Linked DNA regions of Homo sapiens: region 1 is linked to region 2. The links are chromatin loops, found by intact Hi-C in ENCODE. Cell type or tissue: CD4-positive, alpha-beta T cell. All regions are shown on one strand. Links, peaks and the distances in the headings refer to the core of each region. The heading gives the core; the rest is flanking DNA.

Region 1 (15,693 bases), core at 3,542-11,541, 190 kb after region 2:
CGGCCTGGCAGAGGCACTCCTCACATCCCAGACGGGGCGGCCTGGCAGAGGCACTCCTCACATCCCAGACGGGGCGGCCTGGCAGAGGCACTCCTCACATCCCAGACGGGGCGGCCTGGCAGAGGCACTCCTCACATCCCAGATGGGGCGGCCTGGCAGAGGCACTCCTCACTTCCCAGACGGGGCGGCCGGGCAGAGGCACACCTCACTACCCAGACGGGGTGGCGGCCAGACAGAGGCGCTCCTCACCTCCCAGAGGGGGTGGCGGCCGGGCAGAGGTGCTCCTCACATCCCAGATGGGGCGGCCAGGCAGAGGCACTCCCCACCTCCCAGACGGGGCGGCTGGGCAGAGGCGCTCCCCACTTCCCAGACGAAGAGCGGCAGGGCAGAGGCACCCCCCACTTCCCAGACGGGGCAGCCAGGCAGAGGCGCTCCTCACCTCCCAGACAGGGCAGCCGGGCAGAGATGCCCCTCACCTCCCAGATGGGGTGGCTGGGCAGAGGTGCCCACTTCCCCGACGGGGTGGCCAGGCAGAGGTGCTCCCCACCTCCCAGACGAAGGGCGGCCGGGCAGAGGCGCTCCTCACCTCCCAGACGAAGAGTGGCCGGGCAGAGGCGCCCCTCACTTCCCAGACGGGGCGGCGGCCGGGCAGAGGTGCTCCCCACCTCCCAGATGGGGCGGCCGGGCAGAGACGCCCCTCACCTCCCAGACAGGGCGGCCGGGCAGAGGCGCTCCACACCTCCCAGACGAAGGGCGTCTGGGCAGAGGCGCCCCTCACTTCCCAGGCAGGGCGGCCAGGCAGAGACTCCCCTCACCTCCCAGATGGGGTGGCGACCAGGCAGAGGCACTCCTCACTTCCCAGACGGGGTGGTGGCCAGGCAGAGACGCCCCTCACCTCCCAGATGGGGCAGCCGGGCAGAGGCACTCCTCACCTCCCAGACGGGGCGTCTGGGCAGAGGCGCTCCTCACTTCCCATTCGGGGCAACCAGGCAGAGGCGCTCCTCACTTCCTCCCAGACGGGGCGGCCAGGCAGAGGCGCTCCTCACTTCCCAGACGGGGCGGCCAGGCAGAGGGGCTCCTCACATCCCAGATGATGAGCGGCCAGGCAGAGACGCTCCTCACTTCCTAGACAGGGTGGCGGCCGAGCAGAGGCGCTCCTCACTTCCCAGACAGGGGCGGCCAGGCAGAGGCACTCCTCACTTCCCATTAGGGGCCGGGCAGAGGCGCTCCTCACTTCCTCCCAGATGGGGTGGCCGGGCAGAGGTGCTCCTCACTTCCCAGATGGGGCAGCCGGGCATAGGCGCTCCTCACATCCCAGACGATGGGCGGCCAGGCAGAGACACTCCTCACTTCCTAGATGGGGTGGCGGCCGGGCAGAGGCTGTAATCTTAGCACTTTGGGAGGCCAAGGCAGGCGGCTGGGAGGTGGAGATTGTAGCGAGCCGAGATCACACCACTGCACTCCAGCCTGGGCAACATTGAGCATTGAGTGAGCGAGACTCCATCTGCAATCCCAGCACCTCGGGAGGCCGAGGCGGGCAGATCACCCGAGGCCAGAAGCTGGAGACCAGCCCGGTCAACAGGGCAAAACCCCGTCTCCACCAAAAACACAAAAACCAGTCAGGAGTGGCGGCACGTGCCCGGAATCCCAGGCACTCGGCAGGCCAAGGCAGGAGAATCACCAGAGCCCGAGGCAGGGAGGTTGCAGCGAGCCGAGATCATGGCAGTACAGTCCAGGCTCCGCAAGAGAGGGAGACGGTAGAAAGAGGGAGACAGAGAGCGAGAGGGAGAGGGAGAGGGAGAGGGAGAGCCAGAGGGAGAGGGAGAGGGAGAGGGAGAGGTCACAAGTTTTAAAACATTCAAAAAATTCCAATAATATTAGACATCTTCTCTGACCACAATGGAATAAAACTAGAGATCAATAACTACAGACATTTTAGAAACTATAAAACTTTAAAAATTTCTTAAAATGAATGACGATGGAAACAAAACATACCCAGACCTATGGGATACAGCCAAAGCAGTACAAAGAGAGAAGTGTATATCTAAAAGTACCCACATCAAAAAAGAACAAAAAATAATCAAGAAGAGCTAATACTAATCCTACTCAAACTATTCTGAAAAACAGAGGAAGAGGGAATACTTCCAAACTCATTCTACCAGGCCAGTATAAGCCTGATACCAAAAACCAGACAAAGATACATTTAAAAAAAAAAAAAAGGAAGCTACAAGCCAATTTCCCTGATGAATATTGATGCAAAAACCTTCAGCAAATACTAGCAAACCGAATTCAACAATACGTTGATAATTTGACTTCTTTCTTTCTAATTTGGAGGCCTTTTATCTCTTTCTCTTGTCTGATTGTTCTAGCTATGACTTCCAGTACCATGGTGAACAAAAGTGGTGAACAAGGGCACCTTGTTGTGTTCCAAGTCTTAGAGGAAAGGCATTCAGTCATCATCATGACCAAGTGCGATATATCCCAGGGATCCGAGGACGGTTCAACATATGCAAATCAATCAATGTGATACACCATATCAACAGAATGAAGGATAACAACCATATGATCATTTCAATTAATGCTGAAAAAACCATTTGATAAAATTCAGAATTCCTTCATGGCGAAAGCCCTCACAAAACTGGGTATAGAAGGACATACAGACCCACAGCTAGTATCATACTGAATGGGGAAGAACTGAAAGCTGGAGAAAGGGAGAAGCTTGGAGTGGCTCAGTCTAAGTCTGAAAGTCTCAAAACCAGGGAAGCCGACAGTTCATTCTATCTAAATATCTTTTTTTGGACCCATTAATTATCCCCACCTCTCCCTCACCCCTCACTACCCTTTCCAGCCTCTGGTAATTATCTTTCTGCTTGTTTGCAGATGACATGATCTTGTATTTGCAAAAACCTAAAGACTCCACCAATAAACTCTTCAAACTGATGAGTAAATTCAGGCAAGTTGCAGGATAGAAAATCAACACACATAAATCTAGCATTTCTACATGCCAACAGTGAACACTCTGAAAAAAAATCGATAAAGTAATCTCGTTCACAACAGCCAGAAATAAAATAAAATACCTAAAGGATTCGTTATTTATTCTAGTCTTCTCTGTCTGGCTTGTTTGGATTTTTATGTTTGCTTACAGATTTTGTGTAATTTACCTGTTGAATGTCATTTTTTTCTGCTAGGCCACTACCATCTTTACAGCATTAGATGGTGCCTTAAGCCCAACTTTACCTTGTCTCAAGCAAATGATCAGAGTGCTGCCCATCCAGAATGAGGGAGGTCCCAAAGGTGATATCTTGCCAGTATGGAAGAGCTAGCTGGCTAAGGGTCTGTGCCCACGGGGCTCGTGGAACATCCCACTAACAGTGTGGCGCTGCTAAACGGCCACTCTGATTTGGCATCTCCTTTGGCTGAGTTACACAGCAGAGGTTCCAGGGCTGAGGATGATAGTTCTGCCTCCCCGTTTTGTCTCTGGCTGTCCTCTGGGACATTTCTCCCCTCAGGCACTCACGATGCTTCCTGTGGGTTGAATCAGGAACAGGTCTTCTGCCATGGAACCCAAGATGGTGTGGAAGCTGACCGTTCACCTCAATATCACTTCTTCCAGTGTAGAAACCATGACTTGGCCAGCTCGGTTGCTCACGCCTGTAATCCTAGCACTTTGGGAGGTCGAGGCCGGCGGATCACCTGAGGTCAGGGTTTCAAGACCAGCCTGGTCAACATGGTGAAACCCCATCTCTACTAAAAATACAAACATTAGCCAGGAGTGGTGGTGCACACCTGTAACCCAGCAACTTGGGAGACTGAGACAGGAGAATCGCTTGAACCCAGGAGGCGGAGGTTGCAGTGAGCCAAAACTGTGCCATTGCACTCCAGCCTGGGCAACAGAGTGAGACTCCGTCTCAAAAAAAAAAAAAAAAAAAAAAAAAAAACAAGCAAATCAAAAAAAACACAGACGTCTCCACACATATACTAATCTTGAATGGTATCTGCATTTCTCCTGTCTTTGTCTGTTCAACACTCAGGCTGTTGGCTTTCAGAGCTGGCAGAACTTACATCACTGGAAACAGAATCTGTCTGTGTCTCACACCCATACAGCCCTGGATTCAGGCTGAAGGAAGGAGGCAATCCCAACTGTCAGGGAGGGTGAAGGCAGAACAGGAAGCTCAAGGAAATCTCATGTGACCTCAAGAGGTGGTCTGAAAGACTGAACAGGCACACAGAAATATCACGTCTACAAAAACCTGCAGCTTTGGGGATGGTGGAACAGTATTTGACGGGGACCATCCAAGAACAGCCAGGCCTAGCATCCACACTTGCCCTGGAAGGCAACTGGCCATTTTCAAATCAAGGATATGAAGCCAACCAGTTGCAGAAGGGGCTGTTGGCTGCCTACAGGACATCAAGGAGGTGGAAGCCACCTTCCATGTAGCTGCCAGTGGGAAGTGTGGGAAGTTTTTTTTGTTTTTGTTTTTGTTTTAGACGGAGTCTTGCTCTGTCACCAGGCTGGAGTGCAGCGGCACAATCTCGACTGCAACCTCTGCCTCCATTGTTCAAGTGATTCTCCTGCCTCAGCCTCCCGAGTACCTGGGACTACAGGCGCCCAGCAGGCAGTTTTCACCAGGTTGGCCCACAGGCACCAGAACAGACTCAATGCCCCCACCTCCAACCAAGAGACTACCCCGCCCTTTTCAGCGCTCCCTGTGCCTTCCCTTTTGCTCGGCCACCCACCGGGATGTGGCATCTGCTTCCATCTGGCTACTGAAACTAAGGAGGGAGACCTGATGGGATGTGGCAACAGAGGTTCAAAGATGAGGGCTAATAGAGGAACTGAGGATGTCGCGCGGGTTTCTGGCCAAGATGAACTGACTGTATGCGTGGTGGCACCAGAGGGACATAATGGCTCCAGAAAGAGGACTGGGCCCGAGTGGAAGGATGAGCTCCGTCATGCTCCTCAACAGCATGGAAATAACCATACAGGAGAGGCCACCAACATCAAGCCGCAGGGAGAGTAAGGATGCTCATGACAGAAAGGACAGTGACATGGCAGAACTGTCACAGTGAACCACAGGAGGAAAGGCAAGAGAGACTGGGGTTCTGAAAGGAGGCACTCAGTTCCTCCTGAAGGTGAGGGAGAGTAGCGCTGAACAACGGGACCTGTGAGACCCCAAAGTAGGATGAGAAGAGGAGGGAACATGAGCAGGGTGTGTTGGGAAAAGGCAGAAAATGCTCCTGTGGCAGGGCAGGGCAGGGCCCCCACAGCACCTAGACCCAGGCACTATGGTGACTGCAGGGCTGCTGCTCAGAAGCCGGCCCAGGTGCCCTACAGGGAGAGGGTCCACCACAGAGCGTTCTTCAAGCGCCAGGGAACACAGCAACACCCCGCACCGCCCAACACTCCCAACAATCGCAGAGAGGGCAGACCACAGACCACAGAATATGAGAACAACTTTATTTCACACTGCTTTGAACTGTGTTGGGAAGGGGGCAAATGCAGCAGAAGAGAGGAAGCCCTGGCTGAACAGGATATGGAGGGAACCCGCTTAGCTGCAGCTCCGGAGCTCCAAAGGTAGCAGCTGCTCATCTTGTAGGAAGATGCTGGCTCCAACCTGTGAAACAGAGCAGCTCAGGGATGGGCCCCCAGCCAGGGTGAGCCCACAGCCCTTCTAAGCTACTGGGACTGTGGAAAGGGACATGACGTGTGCAACACTCACTTCACAGGTCCTGGAACTTGTCAGTGAGGAACTGCATGGCAGCTGAAACAGAGAGACAGAACTGGGTACTCCAGACCCAGGGAAACAGAAACCCACGCCCTGCCCCCGTGGGGAAAAACCTAGCCCTGCAACCAGAAACCCCACCAGCCCTGGGACTGACTCATCCACCCGTCACCTGAATTAAATGTGGAAATGCCTTCTAAGCAGGAAAGTGGTTCTCAGGTGTTGGGCCATCCCAGAACCGTTCAGAACATGTTTCAAAGACAGATAAGCCAGCCAGCAAGCAAACACCATACAAGCAGTACCAGGCAGCAGTTAAAGGAAAACACATAAGGTATCTCTAACCGTTCTAAGAGAAGATCTCTGGGACTTGTAGACAAAGTGTACACGGAGTTCAGACGACACATTGCTGTCTGTGCACACCCCTAGCTGAAAAGGCACAGAAGGCTCCAGGGCCAGGCCTGCTTGGTTCTCTTCCCCAGAGGAAGTCAGTCCCAGTGACACCACCTATACCTGCAGTCCACCCCCACCACCAGCACCTGCAGAACGACACCGCTGTCCATCCCTGCCCCAGCCAGTGCTCCATCATACCTAGTTGGTCTCTAAGGTCTTCAATTTCCCTCTGCAGCAAGATGCACTAGCCCAGGAGACACCAGTGGAAAAGAAATGGTTAGTCAATTCTGGCTTCCTTTCTCCCCGTTCTCCCTGTCTCCCCCAGCCCTTATAGCCCCCATAGCCTGCAGCCCAGTGGTGAGGTGGATTGGCACAAAACCCTCAATGGAAAGGAGGCACTCACTCTGCATGGGGTATGGTAGGCAGAGGGGATTGGGGAGACACCGAAATTAGTTTAACCTGGACATGGATCCCACCATCTAGTGTGGACCTCTATTTCTAGGAGCCACACAAAGCATTACCCGAGGACAGCCCTGGGCTCCCGGGGGCTGCTGCTGCCTTTCCGGTCTTGGGGGATGGACAGGTGGCTGCCAGTCACCTGAAAGAGAACACAAAATCCAGCTTCCAAGCCGCCCAGTGAGGTGGAAAGGGCGTAGCAGGGTCTAAAGTGAGGCACCATCACCCTCTGCTGGCAACATGTTGCCCCTGCTCTGCCTAGCATCTCCAACCCTCCCTCTGGGACGGTCTTCCCTGTTCTCCCTCGTGAGCCCATCTGCACCTGTGGCCCCCTAGCATTGTGACTCCAGGTTGGACTCCAGCAGTGCGGCAGCCACAGCCAGGCCCTGGGAGGGCCGGTATGGCTGAGCAGGACTTAACAGAAAAGGGCTCAGTACTGCCGAAAGTCTCCTTCCAGAGTTGGAATGTGGGGCACTGCTCCAAATCGCCCCCACCACACAAACCCCACTCAGAGAGGACGATGTGGCTTAAAGCCAGCCCTGTCGACACCCCATTTCCTGTGGGACAGCTGCCTGGGTGGGCAGGGAAGCCTGGGAGCACAGCTAAGCCCCCAGAAGCGACAGAGCCAGAGGTTTCCCTCCGGACCCCTCTCCCCTCCACCCCTATCAAACCCGCAAGACTCACCGGAGGATGCATGGCATCTGGGCACCAGGCGTCTCAAGGTAAAGGCCGAGGGCTGTGAGGTTCCTAGTACTTGGGGAGCTCTGATGTTGGGATCACCACTGCTGTATTCTCCACGACGCACGGACAGAGAAATCAGCTCTGGCTTCTGTGTGGGAAGCTAAAACAGAAATTTCTGAGTCAGGCTGGCAGTGGGGACGGGCGGTGAGTACACATGGGGAGGGGTTGTGTTAAGGTGGAGACCCCAGACTAATCTTATTAACACTTTCTCCCTCAGTCCACCCCAAGACAGGAGGGCTTGCTTAACAGCTAGGGAAGGAGGAATTGGGAAGTTGATGAGTCTAGATGCCCAAGCTTTGCGCCCTGATCCAAACCAGCTGCCAGCCCTGTCTTCCATCCCAGCTCCTCTCTCAGGGAGGAGGCAGGACAACTGCAGAGTGTCCAGAGCCAGGCCTGGCACACACCAAGTGCTCCCTTTAATGTGTGCTCCTAAGAGGAGGACCCCAATCGGGCATCCTAGTGTCCCTGGGCTCCCGATGACAACCTGTGAGCAAGGGATAGAGAGGGCATGGGCAAAGAGGCGTGTGCTGGAAGAGAGGTGGGTGGGGGGAGACAGAGGAGAAAGAGGAAGAGGAGAGCAAGGAGGAGAAGGAGGAGTGCGCGAAGAGAACCTACTCACTTGGGCCCTTGGGACCTCATCTCTATTTGGGTCATTATCTTCTCTGGCCGCAGCCTGGGACTCCCTGGTCTTCCTTCCTGCAGGTTTCTTCCCAGGGCTGCTGTGCTTGGGCTCCTTGGGTCTCACGGACTTCCCCAGGAGCCCCACGCCAGACACTGGCGGGAAGCTAGCCGGATCAGGTGGAACTGCTGAAAGTCTCTGCCCCCAGGCAGGAAAGGCTCCCCGCAGGGCCAGTTCTGGTGCACCCTCTAGGGATTTCTTCTCCTGGGCCACCTTCCTTCCCAGAGTGCCCCGGGGTAGGGGCCCTCTAACGGCAGCTCCTGAGCAGCTGGGCCTGACCCCCCTCTTTCCCCACACCATGCTCTGCATTTTCTTCAAGGAAGGCACGTCCAGCTCTCCCACAGCCGGCCTCTCCACGACTGGGGTGAGTCTGCGGGGAGGAGAGATCAGGAGAGGTCCCTGAACCTGAAGGTAACTCTCCCTGCGGTGGAAACTGCGGCGTCCGCAAGTGTCTCCTGGCTTCTTGGGGCTTCCGGGCTTGGCCTGGCTTCCTTCTTTGGTGCTAATGATCACCCTAATCACCGGTAAGTCGCTGCTCTCATCTGCGGAATCAGAGTCGTCAGTATTCAGCCCGGCGGGGCCTTCCGCGGAGGGCTGCTGGGGATCCACTTGGAAGCTCAATCTGCTCTTCGAGCCCCTTTCTGGGTTCTCCCAGGCCGGTCCTGGCCCAGGAACACTGAGGTGGAGAGGGCCGGCAGAGGCCTGCTGCCATTCTCCAGGGCTGGGGCTCAGCGCACCTCTCCAACTGGGACCGACCTCCAGGTCCGCCCAGATGTCAGTGGACCCTTTGGCAGTGGCGCCTTCTGGGGACGGGTGTCCCTGGACGCTGGACGGCGGCATGATGGTGGCTGGCTCATCAGCCAGGTAGAAAGAGTAGTCCCCACCACCCGCTTGGTCGTCGACCGGGGTGCCAGGCCGGCCTTCCTGGCCCCAGAGCACCACCCTTCCCTGCTCTATCAATTCGCTCTCAGACTCGAAGCTGAAGCTCTCGGGATCTGTGAACCCGCTCTCGCCCTTGCCCTTACCCTTGCCACTGCGCTGCCCCCCAAAATTGAGGTCTCGGCCGTGGCCGTCACCCCGTGGGGCTCCCGGGCTGGCGGTGTGGGCGCCGGCCTGCTCGCCACCCTCTGGGCCTAAACCAGCCCTGCAAACGGACACTTCATCCGTGGAGCTCATGGCGCCCGCCAGTCTAGACAGCCAGGCTGTGGGGAGACAGTCGTCCTGGTAACAGTGGGAGAGGAGAGCCGAGCCCAGCCAAGCCCAGCCGAGGGGGCCACTCTCAGCTTTGAGCCTGAGAGCGAATTGATACAGCAGGGAAGGGTGGTGCTCTGGGGCCACAGGAACAGCAAGGCCTTTGGGACACCGCCACCCTCACCACAGTCTGCTCACGAGATGTCACTGACAGCGCGTGGCTTCCGGGCTCCCTCAATGCCTGCGTCCTGCCTTCTCATTGTTCCACGCCTTCTCATTGGTCTGCCCATCGCCAATCAGCGTGCCCCTTGTTGGGCGCGGCTTCTGGGCTTTACCCAATTGGGAGGCAGACTCTTGGATTGCCCGGACGCCCGTGGTTTGGCTGGGTGGTTGTACTTGGGTCAGGTCTTGGGGCCAGGGCCCACTGGAGCTCTCCATCCACCTCTTTCTTCCTGTCCTGCTGCCTCTGGCCAGGCACCTACTTTCCAATGACAGCCACGTCTCTGAGCCCCAGTGTCCCATTGTAAGGCGGAAGTCAAGGGGAGAGCTGCCCCCAGCTCATCAGCTTGGGAGAATAAATGTCCTGATGCACGAGAAGCACCTGGCACACAGAGGAGCTATCATTAAAAAGTAGGTGCCCGGCCAGAGGGAGCAAGACAGAAAGAAAGAAGTGGATCGAGAGCTCCAGTGCACCCTGGCCCCAAGACCCGACCAGAGTGCATCCACCCAGTCAAATGACGGGCAGCGGGACAAACCAAGAGCCTGTGTCCCTATTGGTTAAAGCCCAGAGGCTTCACCCAACAAAGGGGGCGCTGGTTGGTGGAGGGGGGACCAATGAGAAGGCTCGACACGGGTGTCGAAGGCGCGCGGAAGCCACCCGCTGTCGGGAACACGGTACTTCCACCTGCCGTGAGGGCCACGGTGTCCTGAAGGCCTTGTTGTTCCTGTCCCGTGGCCTGCTTGGCTGGGCTTGGTTGGGCTCGACCATCTCCCCATAGGCCAGGGTGCCTGAACTGGCGCCATGAGCTCCCCCGATGAGGTGTCCGTTTGGAGGGCTGGTTTCGACCTGGGGGGTGGCGAGCAGGCTGGCACCTGCACAGTCAGCCCCGGAGCCCCACAGGGCCACAGCCGAGGCCTCGATCTGGGGGCACCACACAGCAGCAAGGGCGAGAGCAGGTTCACAGATCCCGAGGGCTTCAGCTTCGAGTCTGAGAGCGAATTGATAGAGCAGGGAAGGGTGGTGCTCTGGGGCCAGGAAGGCCGGCCTAGCACCCCGGTCGACGACCAAGGGGACGGTGTGGACTACTCGTCCTACCTGGTTGATGAGACAGCCGCCATCGTGCCACCGTCCAGCATCCAGGGACACCCGTTCCCTGAAGACGCCACTACTGAAGGGTCCGCTGAAAACTGGGTGGACCTGGAGGTCGGTCCCAGTGGGAGAGGCATGCTGAGCCCCAGCCCTGGAGAATGGCAGCAGGCCTCTGCCGGCCCTCTCCACCTCAGTGTTCCTGAACCAGGCCGGGCCTGGAAGAACCCAGAAAGGGGCTCGAAGAGCAGATGGAGCGTCCGCGTGGACCCCCAGCAGCCCTCTGTAATAGGCCCCACCAGGATGTCTACCCACGACTCTGATTCCTCCGATGAGACCAGTGACTTACCACTGATGAGGATGGGCATTCGCCACAAAGAAGGAAGCCAAGCCAAGTTCGGCAGCCACAGGAAGCCAGCAGACACATCCAGACACTCAAGCTTCCACTGCAAGGAGAGTTACTTGCCCGTGCCAGGCCGTTTCCTGACCTCTGCTCCCCGCGGACTCACTCCAGTCGTGGAGAGGCCGGCTGTGGGAGAGCTGGAGGACTCTCCCGGGAAGAAAATGCTGAGCAGGGCCTTGGGAAAGGTGGAGGCCAGGCCCAGCTGCTCAGGAGCTGCCACTGCAGGGGCCCTGCCCTGGGGCCCTTCTAAGAGGAAGATGGCCCAGGAGAAGTCTCTAGGGGGTGCCTCTCAACTGGCCCTATGGAGACCCTTTCCTGCCTGCGGAGAGAGACTCTCAGCCACTCCCCCAGGGCCGGCCACCTCCCAGCCATTGCCTGGTGTGCGGCCGCAGGGGATGTCCAAGAAACCCCAAAAGCCTAAGCACAGCAGCCCTGGGAAGAAACCAGCAGGAAGGAAGACCAGGGAGTCCCAGGCTGTGGCGAGAGAAGATAATGACCCAAATAGAGATGAGGTCCCAAGGGCCCAAGTAAGTAGGCCCTTCTCACCCTCCTCTCCCTCTTCATCCTCCTCCTCCTCTGGTCTCCCCCCAGCCTCCTCTCTTCCAGCACACACCTGTTTACCCATGCCCCCTATGTCCCTTGCTCAAGGGTTGTTATCGGAAGGCCAGGGACACTAGAATGCCCAATCAGGGTCTTCGTTGTAGGGGCACACGTTAAAGGGAGTACTTGGTGTGTGACGGGCAAACCTCCGGACACTCTGCAGGGGTCCTACCTCCTCCCCCAGAGAGGAGCTGGGATGGAAGGCAGGGCTGGCAGCTGGTTAGGTTGGGGTGATCCCTTAAAGTGTGGGCCGCAAACCTGGGGCATCTAGGCTCATCAACTTCCCGACTCCTCCTTACTTAGCTGTTGCCCGAGCCACCTGGAAAGGGGCCCAGGCTATCTCACTATCCCCAGTGTTTTCCCTGGCTGGGCTCTGCCTCCTGGCCTGGGGCTGACTGGGGGAGAAAGTGCTAATGAGATTAGGCTCTGGAGTCTCCATCTTACCACAACCCCTCCCATATGTACTCACTGCCCGCCCCCACCGCCAGCCCGACTCAGAAATTTCTGTTTTAGCTTCCCACACACCGGCCAGGACTGCCTCGCCTATCCACGCATCGTGGAGAATTCAGCAGTAGCGACTCCAACATCAGAGCTCCCCAAGTTCTGGGGACTTCAGAGCCCTCTGCCTACAGCCTGGGAGGCCTCGTGCCCAGACGCCATGCACCCTCTGGTGAGTCTTGCGGGTTTGATAGGAGTGGAGGGGAGAGGGGTCGGGAGGGAAACCTCTGGCTCTGTCGCTTCTGGGGGCTCAGCCTTGTTCCCAGGCTTCCCTGCCCACCCAGGCAGGTATCCCATGGGAAATGGGGTGTCGACAGGGCTGGCTTTAAGCCACATCATCCTCTCTGAGTGGGGTTTGTGTGGTGGGGGGCGATTTGGAGCAGCGCTCCAAACTCCAACTCTGGAAGACTTTCGGCAGTACTGAGCCCTTTTCTGTTAAGTCCTGCTCAGCCACACTGGCCCTCCGAGGGCCTGGCTGTGGCTGCCCCACTGCTGGTGTCCAACCCGGAGTCACAACGCTAGGGGGCCACAGGTGCAGATGGGCTCATACTGGGGAACAGGGAAGACAGTCACAGAGGGAGGGTTGGAGATGCTGGGCAGAGCAGGGGCAACATGTTGCCAGCAGAGGGTGATGGTGCCTCACTTTAGACCCTGCTAGGCCTTTTCCACCTCACTGGGCGGCTTGGAAGCTGGATTTTGTGTTCTCTTTCAGGTGACTGGCAGCCACCTGTCCATCCCCCAAGACCGGAAAGGCAGCAATAGCCCCCGGGAGCCCAGGGCTGTCCTCGGGTAATGTTTTGTGTGGCTCCTAGAAATCCAGGTCCACACTAGATGGTGGGATCTGTGTCTAGGTTAAACTGATAGCTGCATACCCCCCGACCCCCGCCGCCTCCACCTTCTGCACCCCAGGGAGAGAGGGTGCCTCCTTTCCATTGAGGATTCTGTGCCAACCCACCTCGCCACTGGGCTGCAGGCTATGGGGGCTACTAAGGGTTGGGGGAGACAGGGAGGACAGGGAGAGAGGAGGCCAGAATTGACTAACCATTTATCTTCCTCTGGTGTCTCCTGGACTAGTGCATCCGGCTGCAGAGGGAAATTGAGGACCTTAGAGACCAACTAGGTATGAGGGAGCCCTGGCTGGGGCAGGGATGGACAGCAGTGTCTTTCTGCAGGTGCCGGGGGCAGGGTGGACTGTAGGTACAGGCGGCATCACTGGGACTGACTTTCCTTTGGGGAAGAGAACCAAGCAGGCCTGGCCCTGGAGCCTTCTGTGCCTTTCCAGCTAGGGGTGTGCACAGACAGCAATGTGTTGTCTGAACTCCATGTACACTTAGTCCACGAGTCCCAGAACTCTCCTCTTACGACGGTTAGAGATACCTCATGTGTTTTCCCTACAAGCCTGGTAGGGCTTGTATGGTGTTTGCTTGCTGGCTGGCTTATCTGTCTTTGAAACACGTTCTGAAAGGTTCTGGGATGCCCCAGCACCTGAGAACCACTTTCCTGCTTAGAAGGCATTTCTACATTTAATTCAGGTGACGCGTGGATGAGTCAGTCCCAGGGCTGGTGGGGTTTCTGGTTGCAGGGCTAGGTGGTTCCCCACCGGGGCAGGGCGTGGGTTTCTGTTTCCCTGGGTCTGGAGTGCCCATTTCTGCCTCTCTCTTTCAGCGGCCATGCAGTTCCTCACTGACAAGTTCCAGGACCTTTGAAGTGAGTGTTGCACACACCATGCCCCTTTCCACAATCATGGTACCTTAGGAGGGCTGTGGGCTGGCCCTGGCTGAGGGCCCGTCCCTGAGCCTACTCTGTTTCACAGGTTGGAGCCAGCATCTTCCTACAAGATGAACAGCTGCCACCTTTGGAGCTCCGGAGCTGCAGCCAAGCGGGTTCCCTCCATATCCTGTTCAGCCAGGGCTTCCTCTCTTCCTCTGCATTTGCACACTTCCCAACGCAGTTCAAAGCAATTTGAAATAAAGTCGTTCTCATATTCTGTGGTCTGTGGTCTGCCATCTCTGTGATTGTTGGGAGTGTTGGGGTGTGCCGGGTGTTGCTCCGTTCCCTGGCGCTGGAAGAACAGTTCCCCTGGCGCTCTGTGGTGAGCCCTCTCCCTGCGGGGCGCCTGGGCCGGCCTCTGAGCAGCAGCCCTGCACTCGGGCTCACCACAGTGCCCTGGGTCTAGGTGCTGTGGGGGCCCTGCCCGGCCACAGCAGCATTTCCTGCCTTTCTCCTACACACCCTGCTCATGGTCCCTCCTCTTCTCCTCCCACTTTGGGGTGTCACAGGTCCCCTTCTTCAGTGCTTTTCTCCCTCTCCTTCAGCAGGAACTGATGGACTCCTTCTAGAACCCCTGTCTCTCTCACCTTTCCTCTTGCGGTTCACTGTCCCAGTTCTGCCCTGTCACCGTTCTTTCCATCATAAGCATCTTTGCCCTCCCAGTGGCTTCATGTGGGTGGCCTTTCCTGCACGATTATTTCTGTGCTGTTGAGGAACACAATGGAGCCCCGTCCTCTTTCTGGAGCTGTTATGTCCCTCCGGTGCCACCATGCACACGGTCAGGTCATCTGGGCCAGTAACCTGCATGGCATCCTCAGTTCCTCTTAGCCCTCACCTTTGAACCTCAGTTACCAAATCCGGTCAGGTCTCCTCCTTAGTAGCCAGGTGGAGGCAGAAGCCACCTCCTGGTGGGTGGCGGAGCCAAAGGGAAGGTACAAGGAACGCTGAAGAAAAGGGCGGGTTCATCTCTTGGTTGGAGGCCGGGGCACTGAGTCTGTTCTGATGCCTGCGGGCCAACCTGGTAGAAACTGTGGGCTGGGAGCTACACGGAAGGTGGCTTCCACATCCTTGGCGTCCTATAGGCAGCCAACAGCCCCTTCTGCGGCTGGTCGGCTCCATACCCTTGATTTGAAAATGGCCAGCTGCTTTCCAGGGCAAGTGTCGATGCTAGGCCTGGCTGTTCTTGGATGGTCCCCATGAAATATCATTTCACCACCCCCAAGGCCGCAGGTTTTTGTGGATGTGATATTTCCATGTCCCTACTCAGTCTTCCAGATTGCCTCTCGAGGTCACATGAGATTTCCTCGAGCTCCCTGTTCTGCCTTCACCCTCCCCGACAGTTGGGATCGCCCGCTACCTTCAGCCGGAATCCTCGACTGGGTGGGCCCCAGATTCGGGCACAGATTCCGATTCCAGTGAGGAGGTGTGTGTAGGTTCTCCCTGCTCCCATCGCCAAGAGACTGGGTGTTGAATAGACAAAGACAGTAGAAATGCAGATACCATTCAAGGTTAGTGTGTGTGTGTGTGTGTGTGTGTGTGTGTGTGTGTGTGTGTGCGCGCGCCTGCATGAGCATGCCCCTGCATGCACCTGCTTGGGAATCAAATTAATTGAGGGTGCTCTCCCTTGAGCAAGAAAGAGATGATTCACAGAGTGGAGGCAGTGGTGAAGGATCCGTGAAGGATCGAATGCGCAAAAGCAGGGCTGAGATCTACCTTTGACAAGAGGTGGTGTTCAATTCTAACACCTAGGAGGGCACAGACTGGGACAAATGGGACATCCCCAAACACAGGGATGGGTGTCGGGCTCTCAGAATGCTGGAGGCACCACAGTAGGCTCCTGATCCTCTGCAGGATGGATGGGATGTCTCAGCACTCCCGTGTGTGGGTGCAGTGATAATGCCTCAGAGTTGCTGGTTGGTGTTTCATCTAGGAAGCG
Region 2 (15,693 bases), core at 4,457-12,456:
GCATCATCAGTTCCTCTTAGCCCTCATATTTGAATCTCAGTTACCAAATCCCATCAGGTCTCCTCCTTCGTTTCAGTAGCCAGGTGGAGGCAGAAGCCACATCCCTGTGGGTGGCTGAGCCAAAGGGAAGGTACATGGAGTGCCGAAGAAAAGGGCAGGGTAGTCTCTTGGTTGGAGGTGGGGGCACTGAGTCTGTTCTGGTGCCTGTGAGCCAACCTGGTAGAAACTGCTACACGGAAGGTGGCTTTCTCATCCTTGGTGTCCTATAGGTGGCCAACAGCCCCTTCTGCAGCCAGTCGACTCCATACCCTTGATTTGAAAATGGCAAGCTGCCTTCCAGGGCAAGTCTCAGGTTTTCGTGGACGTGATATTTCCGCATCCCTGGTTAGTCTTTCAGACCGCCTCTCGAGGTCACACGAGATTTCCTTGGGTTCCCTGTTCTTCCTTCACCCTCCCTGACAGTTGGGATCACCTGCTTCCTTCAGCCAGAATCCTGGGCTGGGCAGGCTCCAGATTCGGGCACAGATTCTGGTTCCAGTGAGGGGGTGTGTGTATGTTCTGCCAGCTCCCATCTCTAAGAGACTGGGTGTTGAACAGACGAAGACAATAGAAATGCAGATACCATTCAAGGTTAGCGTGTGTATGTGTGCGTGTGCCCCTGCAAGCACCTGCTTGGGAATCAAATTAATCATGGGTGCTGTCCCTTGAGGGAGAAAGGGCTAATTGACAGAGTGGAGGCAGTGATGAAGGATACCTGAAGGATGCAATGCGCAAAAGCAGGGCTGGGATCCACTTTTTACAAGACGTGTTGTTCAATTCTAACACCTGGAAGGCTGTGGAGTGGGACAAATGGGACTTCTCCAAACACAGAGATGGGTGTTGGGGCTCTCAGAATGCTGGAGGTGCCACAGTAGGCTCCCGATCCTCCGCGGGATGGATGGGATGTCTCAGCACTCCCGTGTGTGGGTGCAGTGATAATACCTCAGAGTCGCTGGTTGGTGCCTCGTCTAGGAAGTGGGGAGCCCCCATGGGAGGGTGCCACGACGCCAGCTAACGGAGACACGGGCAAGACAGACAGTGAGGGTGGAAAGCGGGAAAGCGGGACTGCCCTGGGACAGCTGGTCGGGTTCGGTACCTGCCTTCCCCCATACTCTCTCTGTGTCTCCCTGCTGGGCTCGTGGTGTGAGCTCAGTGAGGGGGACCATCACGCATGTGGTGGGCCAATCACAGGGCTCAGAGCTGGAAACCAATGGTGGTGGGGACCTATGCTATCCGCCTCAAACCCCTAGCCTGAGATGGTTGGCTTGATTCCTTGGGCCAAGGCTTTGACCCTGACACAGATGGTTGTTTCTTGGGAGGATAACACAGCGGGCTGAGATCTGGGGAGGACGTCTGTTAGGAACTCTCCAGCTTGGGTTTTTGCCACTGGAGACACCTACGCAGGTTCTGGTTGGGTGAGAACTCCAGCCCCAGGCACTGCCCCGGGGGCCATGGGCCATGGTCAACAGGGTGTGGAAGGGGAGAAGCCTGTGGACGGAGTCGTGGAAGGCGAGAACCCATCCCTCGGTGGCTGGATTTGGCAGCCCCGCCTCTCAGCACACCACCTCGGTTCCATATTCAGACCACCTTCTGCACAATAATGGGGCTGTAACATGTATACCCTAGGCCATGGTCGGGCAGAGCCTTCCAGTTCTATGGGAAATAAGTGCAGAATCTGAGGCTCCTCAGATTAGAGGAATCCATTTGGGCCCCAGTGGAGAGGAGGTTGAACCCCTCCCCTCATTTAGTGCCTCCCTCTTGCTTTTCTCTCAAGTCTCCTCTCTCACCAAGAGGAATGTGGGGTCCGGCCTGGAGAGCCTTAGACCCCCTCCTGCCTTGTCCTGCCACTCAGCTCAGACGGGCTCCAGAGGTCTGCCGAGCTGCGTGCCTGCCCTTGATGCAGCCACAGTGGCGCAGCCCTGAGCAGAATCCCACCTACACCCGGTGCCAGGGCTGCCACAGGTACATTTCCAGATGAGACCTCTTACTCCATTGGCCGAAAAGAGCATCTCCCCTTCAGGCTCCAGCTGGGTTTGAAGGTGTGTGAGTCTCCTCACACACATGCCAGACAGAGTCCCCAAGGGTGGCCGTCCAGGCTGTGGTGGAGTCTCAGGGCACTGCACACGGGAATGTGAGATGGCAATCATAGGATCATAGTGGTCTTGGTGAGTAACAGGATGAACTTTAGCCTGCCTGGAACACAATCCTGGGTGAACTCGGACAACCTCATGCCCATCTGTCCTCAACCTGCACGCCAAGATCTCTTCCTTTCTCCCACACTTTTTCTCATCATCCATTTCCTTGAAGGATGAAGCCAACACTCATGTTTGCCAGGTACGGCCGCGTAGGCTGTGGCCACCAGGGTGGCCATGCAAACACTATATGCAGGAATCCAGGGTGCCCAGTTCAGATGATCCAGCATGAACTGCTCCCCTGTGGTTGTGCAATGTTGAAGTCCAGGTCACTACCATGCAGAGCAAGGAGCAGAAGGCTGGCAGGGTGTTGGAGCCCTCTTGCTGGCCCCACCCTGATCACTACTTCCCGTTTTGCATACTCCTCCAGAAGTAATCACTCTGCTGACTTTCCCAATAATCACTCACTTTCTTTTAAAGGATTAATAATTTCCATTTAATAACCCTCACCAAGATATAAAAGTTAGAGGCAGTTAAATGTAAAATTATATTTTTGAAACAATACACACACACACACGTACAAACACACACACACACACACGGAGAGAACTCAGAAGTTGACCATTTGACAAATAGTTATAAGGTGATCAAGCCACGTAACTACTACCCAGGTTATGAATCTGTACATTGCAGCTTCGGAGAGTTGCGGTCAGAATGTCTTTCCCTAAAGGAAGCCAAATGCACATGCTACCTACTATGTGATTCCATTTATATGACATTCTGGAAAAGGCAAAAACTATAGGAGCAGAAAACAGATTGGTGGTTGCCAGGGTCTGAGGGTTAAGACCAGGAGTTCACTACCAGAGGGCGCGAGGGAACCTGGCGGGGATGGCGATGCTCTATATCTATATATCTTGTGATGGTGTTTCCACAGCTGTATGCATTTAGAAAATTCCGTAGACCTGTGTGTAAGTTATAGCCCAATAGTCCTGACTTTTTAGAAAAAAAAATTGTCAGCAATACATCTCGAAAGGAAATTGACACTTAGTCAATAATTTTGTGACTACGAAGAGCATGTTTCTCTCCCCTAATCTGTTAATGTGGAGAATTATAGCATTTTATTTTCTGAAAGGAAATTAAGTTCATATTTCTAGGATGAAGCTAATATTTGTCATGCCACATTAGGTATTTTCCTTTTTATGTCCTGTAGGCTTCTGTGTGCTAAGATTCTGGTTCTGGTTTTTGTTTCTATGTCATGAGCATGTGATTGATCTGCAATGTTTCTCTAAGTATCCTTGAAGTATTTGGTGTTGAGGTTATGCCAAGCTCATAGAGTGAGTTGAGGATTGTTCCTCTTTTTCAATTTTCTGCACGAGTTTGTGTCAAACGGAAGAGACATATTCCTAGGATGTTTTTCAGAATGTGGTGGGGAATCCTGGAGTTTGTTAGTGGAAAGCCTTTGACTACTCATATCTTTCTGTAATGATTCTGGAACGGTTCAGGTTGGCTGTTCTTTCTTGTGTCAGTTTTGGCAGGTTTTGTTTCCTAGCGATTGGCGACCTTTTTCTTTGTTTTCAAACTGACTGGAATAAAATGGTCCATAATATCCCCCTTCATCTCAGATTGCATTTGTTTAAATTTCAAAGCCACAGAAGAGTTGCAGGGAAAGCACAAGGAGCACTCATACGTATATTCTTCTACTGGATCCTGCAGTTTTTAACATTTTCTCACATTTGCTTTATCCCTCCCTCCAACCCATCCCCTGTCTTTCTCTGTGTGTGCGCATATTTTCCATTATTTTGTGGAATCATTTGAGATCCATTTGAATCATTAAGATCCATCATCCCTAAATACTGTAGCATGTATCACCTACGAGAAAGCATGGTCTTTCACAAAACCTTAATGCCTTCATCACACTCAGGAAATGTAACATTGAGACCACACAATTTTCTACTGTATGATCACATGAAACATTTTCCGATTGTCCCCATGGTCCCATAGTATCCCTCATAGCTGCTTTCTAACAAAATTCTCTTTCCAACCAAACATCATGCTTTGCACTTAGTTGTCAAGTCTCTTTTGAGACAGGGTCACCCTCTGTTACCCAGGCTGGCGTGTAGTGTCGCAAACCCAGCCCACTGCAGCCTTGAGCTCCCAGGCTCAAGCTATCTTCCCGCCTCAGCCTCCTGAGTAGCTTGGACTACAGGCATGCACCACCATGCCCAGCTAATTTTTAAAATATATTTTGTAGAGACTTGGTTTCACTGTGTTGCCCAGGCTGGTCTGGAACTCCTGAGCTCCAGCTGGGTCTCCCAAAATGTTAGTATTACAGGCGTGAACCATGGTGCCTGGCCCGTCAAGTCTCTTCAGTGTCCTTTAAAGTGTGCTTTAAAGCAATGTTTAAAATTTGCTTTAAACCAGTGCAGTTGTCAGGAAGCCCTTGAACTTGGGTTTGTTGAATGTCTTCCTTGTGATTAGACTCAGGTAGGTTTAACATTTTTGGCAGGACTACTCCGTAGTAGATGTGCTGGCCTTCTTGGAGCATGACTTCAGCAGATTCTCCATGTTGGTTTGTCTTATGACAGGTGATGTTCATCTTGACCATGTGGTCAGGGCACTGTTCCAAATTACTCCATTGTGAAGGTGCCATCTTTTCTTTGTATTGAATTAGCCATGTGCTGTTACTGCATGAGCACTGTGTGAATATCCAGTACCCACACAATATCCTCTTTGTATCTTTTGGATGCTTGCATATGATATGGTTTGGATCTGTGTCCCCACCAAGTCTCATGTCAAATTGTAACTTCTAATGTTGGAGGTGGGGCCTGGTGGGAGGTGACTGGATCATGGGGCTGAATCTTCAGGAATGGTTTAGCAGCATCCACTTGGTGCTGTCCTCATGGTGGCGAGTGAGTTCTCATGAGTCTGGTTGTTTAAAAGTGTGTGACACCTCCCCCTGCTCTCTCTCTTGCTCCTGCTCCTACCATGTAACACGTACCTGCTCCTGTTTCGCCTTCCGCCATGATAGCAAGCTTCCTGAGTCCTCCCAGAAGCAGAAGTCACTACACTTCCTGTACAACCTGCAGAACCCTGAGCTTTTCTGTATAAATGGCTCAGTCTTGGGTATTTCTTTATAGCAGCACGAGAGCGGACGTAACATCATTTGTGCTTGTTTCTCCCTTTTCTTTCCTGATAGCTGTGCCCTTCCCCCTTATTTTCTTGACCAGTCTCAAAAGAGTTTTACCAATTTCATTCTTCTTCCAAACACCCAACTGGTTTTGTGATCCTTATGCTTACTTCCCCTTTCACTGATTTCTGCTTTTACCTTGATTATTTCCTTCTACTTTAGTTGGTCTTATCTTGTAACTTTTTCTCATTAATTGTATGCTGTCCTATTTTATATGGTTTGGCTGTGTCCCCAACCCAAATCTCAACTTGAATTGTGTCTTCCAGAATTCCCATGTCTTGTGGGAGAGACCCAGGTGAAGGTAATTGAATCATGGGTGCCGGTCTTTCCCATGCTATTCCTGTGATAATGAATAAGTCTCACGAGATCTAATGGGTTTATCACGAGTTTCCACTTCTGCTTCTTCCTCCTTTTCTCTTGCCGCCACCACATAAGAAGTGCCTTTCACCTCCCGCCATGATTCTGAGTCCTCCCCAGCCATGTGGAATTGTAAGTCCAATTAAACCTCTTTTTCTTCCCAGTCTTGGTATGTGTTTATCAGCAGTGTAAAAACTGACTAATCTACTAAATTGGTACCAGTAGAGTGGGGCGTTGCTGAAAAGATATCTGAAAATGTGGTAGCAACTTTGGAACTGGGTAATAGGCAGATGTTGAAACAGTTTTGAGGCCTCAGAAGAAGAGAGGAGAATGTGGGAACATTTGGAACCTCCTAGAGACTTGTTGAATGGCTTTGCCCAAAATACTGATAGTGATATGGACAATAAGGTCCAGGCTGAGGTGGTCTCACATGGAGATGAGGAACTTTTTGGGAACTGGAGTAAAGGTGACTCTTGTTAGGTTTTAGTAAAGAGACTCGTGGCATTTTGCCCCTGCTCTAGAGATTTGTGGAACTGTGAACTTGAGAGAGATGATTTAGGGTATCCAGTGGAAGAAATTTCTAAGCAGCAAAGGATTCAAAGGGTGACTTGGGTGCTGTTAAAAGCATTCGGTTTTAAAACAGAAACAGAGCATAAAAGTTCAGAAAAGTTACAGCCTGACAATACAGTAGAAAAGAAAAACCAATTTTTTGAGGAGAAATTCAAGCCGGCTGCAGAAATTTGCACAAGGAGCAAGAAGCCTAATGTCAATCCCCAAGACCCTGGGGAAAATGTCTCCAGGCCATGTCAGAGACCTCCAAGGCAGCCCCTCCCATCCCAGGCCTGGAGGCCCATGAAAGTGGTTTCATGGGCTGGTCCCAGGGTTTCCGTGCAGTGTGCAGCTAGGGATTTGATGCCCTGTGTCCCAGCCACTCCAGCCATGTCTGAAAGGGGCCAGTGTAGAGCTCAGGCTGTGGCTTCAGAGGGTGGAAGCCCCAAGCCTTGGCAGCTTCCATCAGGTATTGAGCCTGTGGCTGCACAGAAGTCAAGAATTTAGGTTTGGGAACCTCTGCCTAGATTTCAGAAGATGTATGGAAATGCCTGGATGCCCAGGCAAAAGTTTGCTGCAGAGGCGGGCCCCTTACGGAGAACCTCCGCTAGGGCAGTGCAGAAGGGAAATGTGGTATCGGAGTCCCCAAACAGAGTCCCTACTGGGGGACTGCCTAGCGGAGCTGTGAGAAGAGGACCACTGTACTCCAGACCCCAGAATGGTAGATCCACTGACAGCTTGCACTGTGCTCCTGGAAAAGCTGCAGACACTCAATGCTAGCCCGTTAAACCTGCCAGGAGGGAGGCTGTATCCTGCAAAGCCACAAGGGCGGAGTTACCCAAGACCACGGGAACCCACCTCTTGCATCAGTGTGGCCTAGATGTGAGACCTGGAGTCAAAGGAGATAATTTTGGAGCTTTAAAATTTTACTGCCCTGCTGGATTTTGGACTTGTATGGGCCCCGTAACCTCTTTATTTTGGCCAATTTCTCCCATTTGGAATGGCTGTATTCACCAAATACTTGTATGCCCACTGTATCTAGGAAGTAACTAGCTTGCTTTGATTTTACAGGCTCATAGGCGGAAGGGACTTGCCTTGTCTCAGATGATACTTTCAACTGTGGACTTTTGGGTTAATGCTGAAATGAGCTGAGACTTTGGGGGACTGTTGGGAAGCCATGATTAATTTTGAAATGTGAGGACATGAGATTTGGAGGGGCCGGGGCAGAATGATATGGTTTGGCTGTGTCCCCATCCAAATCTCAACTTGAATTGTATCTCCCAGAATTCTCACATGTTGTGGGAGGGATCCAGGGGAAGGTAATTGGATCATGGGGGCTGGTCCTTCCTGTGCTATTCTTGTGATAGTGAATAAGTCTCATGAGATCCGATGGGTTTATCAGGGGTTTCTACTTTTTGTTCTTCCTCCTTTTCTCTTGCCGCCAACATGTAAGAAGTGCTTTCACCTCCCGCCATGATTCTGAGGCCTCCCCAGGCATGTGGAAGTGTAAGTCCAATTAAACCTCTTTTTCTTCCCAGTCTGGGGTATGTCTTTATAAGCAGTGTGAAAACAGGCTAATACACTCTTTTAAATATGTGCTTTTAGCAGCCTACACGTCCCCCTCAGGACTCCTTTGCTTGTGCCAACAAGGGTTTATGAGTAGTATTTTTGTAATCATCCAGTTCCAAATATGGGAAACAATGAATATTACAACTTCCATGGGATCCATACATTGTGGTGTGTTCATACAATGGAATACTATTTCAACACTTCATCTAGGAAGTGCTAGATGAGGAATCAAAAGACCTGGCTCTCTCCAGACTTGCTGAAAAGCACTTCCCCTTTCAGAACCTCCATTTCTCCATCTGTGAAAAGAGAAGGATGGCATGGAACAGTGCTTCTCAACCTGAGGTCTATGAACTTTCTGAAAAAGTGAAAGTACAAAGTACTCCTCTACTGAATAATAGGCATGAGTCTTACAAAGATAACACCGAATGAAAGAAGCAAGTAACAACACGGACAAGTTTAATGATTCCATTCCTATAACTTCAAATGACAGGCAACACTAACCTACCTTGTTGAAGAATGCATACTTAGGGTATAAAACCATAGAGAAGAGCAAGGAAAGGACAATCAGAAAAGTCAGGATGTTGGTTTCCCCTTGCAGTAGGAGTGGGGCTGAGCTCAGGCAGGGACACCCCAGGAGGCTCTGGGGGATGCTGGCGGTGTTCTCCTCTGGGACCTAGGGGAGTGTTCCCGTACAGGTGCACTTGATAATCATTTATTAAACTATACACATAGATTGTGATGTTTTCTTTCCATACGTTGCCTGCCACCATAGGCGGAGAAAAAAATAGTGCTAAGGGAAATAACATTGCGTTAAACAGGTAAGTATTTTATAACTAGAAGAATAACCAAAATTATTTTTGCTATTTATAGAAAATCTCCTTGAGAGTAGTAATATCAGTTTATTGATAATAATAGCTTTATTTTCAACTTCTCATAAATTTCTCTAAACATCATAGGAATGATACATAATTGTGATATTAATTTTAACTTTTTAGTAAATATTTTATATTTGGATGGTAAGTTTTCATTCAGAATTTGTGATTTTGTGCTGGAGCCCCATGAATTTGGTAACTTGATACAGCTTCTCAGGGGAGATTTGTCACCTCCCATCCACTTAACTGTCAGAGGTGGAGGACCAAGAACTGGAGAAAAATAAATGACCAAAAAAAAATCTAAAAAGATGTGCCTTCAATGTAATACATTAATTTGACCAGGTGAGGGCAGTGCCGTTTTAAGCTGTTTGCTGGGAAGCTAGTAGCGGCGGCTGGTGATTTCATGCCTTTTCAATTTGTCCTTTTCTCTAAGGTTAGCTGCTGGGATTGAAAGGGCCATTTGTGCCAATGAAGGTGGAAGCAGGGTTGGCAATTCTTCTGATGGGCTGCATCTCCTTTGCCTGCTTGGCACTTCCTTCTTAACACCAACCTTGCCAACAGCTTTCCCCAGCAACTCTTTTCTTCCTCTTTCTTCTCCTCAGGCCCAACTAAGACCACTGATGTGCTACACAAAGCACTGGACCCTGACAGACAGAGTGATAGCAGGCTGGAGTGTGCAGCCCTTTGGGGCCTTATTGTTTGTTGCAACTTTCATGGGATGGGATCAATACATTGTGGTGTGTTCATACAATGGAGTACTATTTCAGCAGCGTAAAAGTACAAAGTACTCCTCTACAGAATAATAGGCAAAGCCAGAGGCATTTTCCTAAAAAGTCAGCCTCCATCCCAGGATGAGTTTCCCCTGCTTTTGTTTCTAGTCTTGTACTCCTCCAGAGTGGCTTGAGTGAAGGCTCCACACTAATTTGTGGCTTTAATACAGTCAAGTAGGAAGAATGTTGTGGTTATTTATTTCATCGATTGATGAAATGAAATAAAAACTCTTCTCTGGGGCCAGGCGCAGTGGCTCATGCCTGTCTGGGAGGCCAAGGCAGGAGGATCACTTGAGCTCAGGAGTTCGAGACCAGCCTGGCCAACATGGCAAAACCCTGCCTCTACGAAAATTACAAAAAATTAGGCAAGTGTGGTGCCGCATGCCTGTAGTTCCAGCCACTTGCGGGGCTGAAGGGGTAGGATCACTTGAGCCTGCAAGGTAGAGCCTGGCAGTGAGCCGACGAAATCACCACTGCACTCCAGACTGGATGACAAAGTGAGACCCTGCCTCAAACAAACACACAAAACAAAACAAAACAAAACAAAACAACAAACAAACTATTCTCTGGTTCTCTGGGGGCCACCCCTCTGCTTAGAGATAAATAGCATTTCCCATGATAAGTACTGCTCCATTCTCTGATTCCATTATTTAGAAGTCCAGCAACTGTAAGGACTTACTTAAGGGCAAATGAGAAGCAGAAATCAAGGAACCACTTACTTTGAAACTTTACTTTAAATTACTACTTAAGTAAAGGGTCTTCTCAGATTCTCGTTAGGGAATTTTCATCTACATTTTCTTTGAGACAGGGCCCCCACCTTCTCACCCAGGCTGGAGTGCAGTGACATGCTCATAGCTCACTCCAGCCTCAAACTCTTGGGCTCAAGCCATCCTCCTACCTCAGCCTTCCAAAGTGCTGGAATTCCAGGTGCGAGGCAGCACACCCAGCCTTTTTCATCCCTTTAGACTACATTTTCTTTATTGCTAATTCTATCATACCATTAGAAGAAATTTGAGGGAAAAAATAATTTTGTCCATAATTCTAGGACCCAAACACCTCAACTGATTTTTTTTCTCCATGGTTCCTGCTCTAAGATCATAGAAGTACAGAATATTGGAACTAGAAGAACTCTTGGAGAAATTTAACAGGCCAACTCATGGTCAGTGTGCAAGTGAGGAATCTAAGAGCTGGAGGGGCAGTGCCACGTCAAGGCCACCAGATAGTTCAAGGCTGCATCTCTTCAGTCTCCATTTTGTCCTTCAGCAGGGCAGAAACCACTCTATCTCCTCATACGCAGGCCTCATGTGGATTGATATCAAAGTTGGTGCAGCTTCTTCCCAACCTCTTGACTAGTTCTAAGCACTATAATATATCCCATTTGCTGTCAGTTACAGCTAGAGCCAGATTAACCCATGAGAGCATCTTGGGTGAAGGAGCAGCTATTGTCTTTACTCCATCCAGAGGACCTGTGGTGTGCTGGGGTCACCCAGGATGGTTGTCTCTTGGTATTGTACAGTTCTGTACAGGCACAACAGATGGTAGAATAAGGTAAAACAAGCACTAGATGAGGAGTCAAAAGAACTGGCTCTCTCCTAACCTGCTGAAAAGCACTTCCCCTTTCAGAACCTCCATTTCTCCATCTGTGAAAACAGAAAGGTGGCCTGGAACAGTGCTTCTCAACCTGGGGTCCATGAACTTTCGGAAATTGTGAGCAGAGTTGTGGGAGGTGGTGTATGCAGTCTCCTAGGAAGAGTGTATAGAGCTTTCATCCCATTCAACAATACTGAGGGGAAACCATGCAAATTTTTACTTTCATAAGTTTGTATCAGTTAATTGTGATATATTCATATGATGGAGTACCTTTTTTTTGCAGTGGAAATGTACTGGGTATTCTTAGGAATGCTATCTGTTTTTAAGAAAAGTCCATTACCAATATATAACAAATTACATAAAGTTAAATATTATATGATATTTATAAAGCATACTATACATATATACAAGTTTAGAAAACCAATTGGCTGTGAGTGAACTGTTGTGTAGTGATGAAAGCACATATTGAGTACTGAGGTCAAGAAAGAGTACTTTGCAGTTCTAGAGGTGTTATATGTATTTCATTGTGCTAAAGACACCAAATATGGAACGCTACATAATGTGTGATTCCATTTGTAGGACATTCTTAAAACTGGAAAACTACACATACAGAAAACTAATCAGTTATTTCCATGTCTGTGGATTGTGAGAGGTGTTTAACTACAAATGCGTGTTATTCGTTGTTAGCAATTTTGCCTTTCTTTATTTTGAAATGTAACATACATAGAAGTTCACAATATGTGTGTGTTGTTTAACAGTGATTATCAAGGTCACCTCTACAGAAACACCCCCATGTCACAGAGGAGAACACCACCAGCATTCCGCAAAGCTCCTGGGGTGTCTCTGCCTGATCTCAGCCTCATTCCTCCTCCAAGAGGAAACCAACACATTTACTTTTGTGATCATCCTTTCCTCTTTTTCCTCTATTTTTTTTTGTCCTATGTCCTATATTACATTCTTTTAATAGTACAGTTTGCCTGCAGACAACATGATCCTGAATCTAGAAAACCCCATAGTCTCAGCCCCAAACCTCCTTAAGCTGATAAACAACTTCAGCAAAGTCTCAGGATACAAAATCAATGTGAAAAATCACGAACATTCTTATACGCCAACAACAGTCAAGTGGAGAGCCAAATCAGGAACACAGTCCCATTCGTAATTGCCACACAGACATACCCAGGAACACACCACACCAGGGAGGTGAAAGATCTCTACAAGAAGAACTACAAAACACTGCTCAAGGAAATCAGAGATGTCACAAACAAATGGAAAAACATTCCTGCTCACGGATAGAAAGAATCAATATCATTAAAATGGCCATACTGCCCAAAGCAATTTGTAGATTCAATGCAATTCCTATTAAGTTACCTTTGACATTCTTCACAGAAGTAGAAAAACTGTTTTAAATTCATATGGAACTGAAAAAGAGCCTGAACGGCCAAGGCAATCCTAAGCAAAAAAAAAAACAATGCTGGAGGCATCACACTACCCAACTTCAAACTATACCACAGGCCTATAATAACCCAAATAGCATGGTACTGGTACAAAAACAGACATGGAAAACAATGGAACAGAATAGAGAACCCAGAAATAAGGCCGCACACCTACAACTATCTGATCTTTGATAAACCTGACAAAAGCAAACAATGGGGAAAGGATTCCCTATTCAGCAAATGGTGCCGGGATAACTGGCTAGCCATATATGGAAGATTGAAACTGGATGCCTTTTTTTACACCAGGTACTAGTCCATTCTCTTGCTGCTAATAAAGACATACCGAGACTGGGTAATTTATAAAGTAAAGAAGTTTAGTGGACTCACAGTTCCACATTCCTTGGGAGGCCTCATAATCATGGCAGAAGGTGAAGGAGGAGCAAAGGCATGTCTCACATGGCTGCAGGGAAGACAGCATGTGCACGGAAACTGCCCTTTATGAAACCATGAGATCTTGTGAGACTTATTCGCTGTCATGAGAATAGCAAAGGAAAAATCTGCCTCCATGATTCAACTACCTCCCACCGAATCCCTCCCAGGACATGTGGGGATTATGGGAGCTACAATTCAAGATGAGATGTGGGTGGAGACATAGCCAGACTATATCACACCATACACAAAAATTAACTCAAAATGGATTAAAGACTTAAATGTAAACCCCAAACTATAAAAGTCCTGGAAGACAACCTAGGCAATCATATTCCAGACAAACTAACAGGCAAAGATTTCATGACAAAGACAGCAAGAGCAATTACAACAAAAGCAAAAATTGACAAATGGAATATAAATAAACTACCGAGCTTTGCCCGCTAAAGGAAACTATCAACAGAGTGAACAGATAACCTACAGAACGGGAGAAAATTTTTGCACATGATGGATCTGACAAAGGTCTAATATCCAGGATCTATAAGGAACTTAAACAAGTTTAAAAAACAACAACAACAAACAACCCCATTAAAAAGCGGGCAAAGGACATGAACAGACACTTTTTCAAAAGAAGACATACATGCGGCCAACAATCCTGTGAAAGAAAGCTTAACGTCACTGACCATTAGAGAAATGCAAATCAAAACCACAATGATTTACCATCTCACGCCAGTTAGAATGGCGATCATTAAAAAGTAAAAAAATAACAGATACTGGCGAGGTTGCAGAGAAAAAGGAACACTTATACACTGTTGGTGGAGTGTAAATTAATTCAGCCATTGTGGAAGACAGTGTGGTGATTCCTCGAAGACCTAAAGACAGAAATACCATTCGTCCCAGCAATCTCATTACTGGGCATATACCCCAAGGAATATAAATCATTCTATTATCAACACACATGCAAGTGTATGTTCACTGCAGCATTATTCACAATAGCAAAGACATGGAATCAACCTAAATGCCCATCAATGGTACACTGGATGAAGAAAATGTGGTACATATACACCATAGTATATTACGCAGCCATAAAAAAAGAACTAGATCAGGTCCTTTGCAGGAACATGGTTGGATCTGGAGGCCATTATCCTTAGCCAACTAATGCAGGAACAAAAAACCAAATACCACATGTTCCCACTTGTAAGTGGGCACTAAATAATGAGAACACAGGGACACAAAGAGGGGAACAACACACACCAGGGCCTATCAGATGGTGGAGGGTGGGAGGAGGGAGAGGAGCAGGAAAAATAACTAATGGGTACTAGGCTTAATCACTGGGTGACGAAATAATTTCTACAGGAAACCCCCATGTTACAAGTTTACCTGTGTAACAAACCTGTACATGTACCCCTGAACTTAAAATAAAAGTTAAATTCAAGAAATAATAATGATATGGCTTGGTGTTGACTGTTCTGTACTTTTATATTAGTGGAATCACAAAATATGTTGGTATTTCTTGCTTCTTGTGTTTAATGACAGGAGTTTGGTTGTGGATATTTAAATTTGAGATGTCTATTAGGTATCCATGTGGAGATGTTGAGTAGAAAAAGGTCTGGCTCTGGGCTAAAGAAATACATATGGGAGTCATCATAGTATCGATATTTTTCTTCAGGGTCCACTCCAGAGACAGAAATCACACCACTTTTTTATTGAGTTATGTTAAAATACAGAGAACATAAAATTTACCATCTTACGCGTTTTTCAGTTTTCAGTTCAGTAGTGTTAAGTATATTTGCATTGCTGTGCAGCCAATCTCCAGGATGTCTTTAATTGCAAAACTGATATGTATACCCATTAAACAACTCCTCATTTTCCCCTGCCTCCCAGCCTCTGGAAATTGCCACTCTACCTTCAGTTTTTGAGTTTTAATATTTTAGATCCCTTATACAGGTGGAACCATGTAGTATTTGTCCTTTTGTGACTGACTCATTTTATAGCATAATGTCCTAAAGTTTTATCCACATTGTAGCATTTATCAGAATTCCATCTTTTTATGGGCTAAATCATAATTCATTTTAATGGCCAAATAATAACGTACCATACTTTGTTTCTCTATTCATCCATCAGTGGACACTTGGGTTGCTTCCATCTCTTGGCTCTCATGAATAATGGTGCTATGAGCAGGGATGTACAAATATCTCTTTGAGACTCTGATTTCTATTCTTTTGGATATAGACACAGAATGGAATTACTGGATCACATGGTAATTCTATTTTTAATTTTCTGAGTAACCGCCATACGGTTTTCCACAGCAGCTGTGCCATTTTACATTCCCACCAACAGTGCACAAAGGTTCCAGTTTCTGCACATCTTCACCAGTATCACATCAGTTTTACTGAATAAACGGAATTTATTTCAATTTTTTGTATTTTATTTTTGTTTATTTTTTAATTGACAAGACTGTATATTTTTATAGTGTACAACATGATGTTTTGAAATACGTATACATTGTGCAATGGCTAAATTAGGCTAACTACAATATGTATGAACTCACATACCTTTCATCTTTTGTGGTGAGAACACTTAAAATTTACCCTCAACAATTTTCAAATATACATTAACTATAGTCACCATGTTTACAATAGATCTCTTGAACTTAGACTTCTTGACTAAATGAAGTTTTGTACACTTTGACCAATATCTCCCCAATCCTCCCCAGCCCCAGACCCTGGTAACCACCATTCTAGCCTCTGTTTCTAAAAAGTTTGATTT

What was found. Hi-C counts contacts between places; a loop is a spot of excess contacts. Peaks named below come from ENCODE experiments on the same cell type or tissue, not always from the same donor. Only the 100,000 strongest peaks of a DNase experiment are listed, where the experiment ranks them.
Region 1: a loop joins it to region 2, with 17 times the contacts of the local background. A loop is called at or near these places in 9 of 110 quality-filtered maps.

What each region holds. Positions count from the first base shown.
Region 1 is chrX:71,661,276-71,676,968 of GRCh38, reverse strand. It overlaps LOC101059915 (chromosome X open reading frame 49-like), which reads right to left and starts at 9,423. Exons shown (of 6, transcript NM_001323075.3): 1 at 7,930-9,423; 2 at 7,254-7,410; 3 at 6,635-6,711; 4 at 6,312-6,357; 5 at 5,721-5,762; 6 at 5,442-5,615. The coding sequence starts at 9,165. The coding sequence ends at 5,722. It also overlaps the pseudogene LOC100129291. RefSeq lists a silencer at 6,733-6,812 and enhancers at 6,959-8,158, 13,315-13,524, 13,555-13,674. In CD4-positive, alpha-beta T cell, for the core only: no CTCF peak of the experiment used is centred there; a DNase peak (open chromatin) is centred at 6,808.
Region 2 is chrX:71,853,217-71,868,909 of GRCh38, reverse strand. No RefSeq gene overlaps it. Among named protein-coding and RNA genes, the nearest start is that of NHSL2, 50 kb to the left of the region's middle. In CD4-positive, alpha-beta T cell, for the core only: CTCF peaks have their summits at 8,819 and 9,019 (motif pointing right); a DNase peak (open chromatin) is centred at 9,069.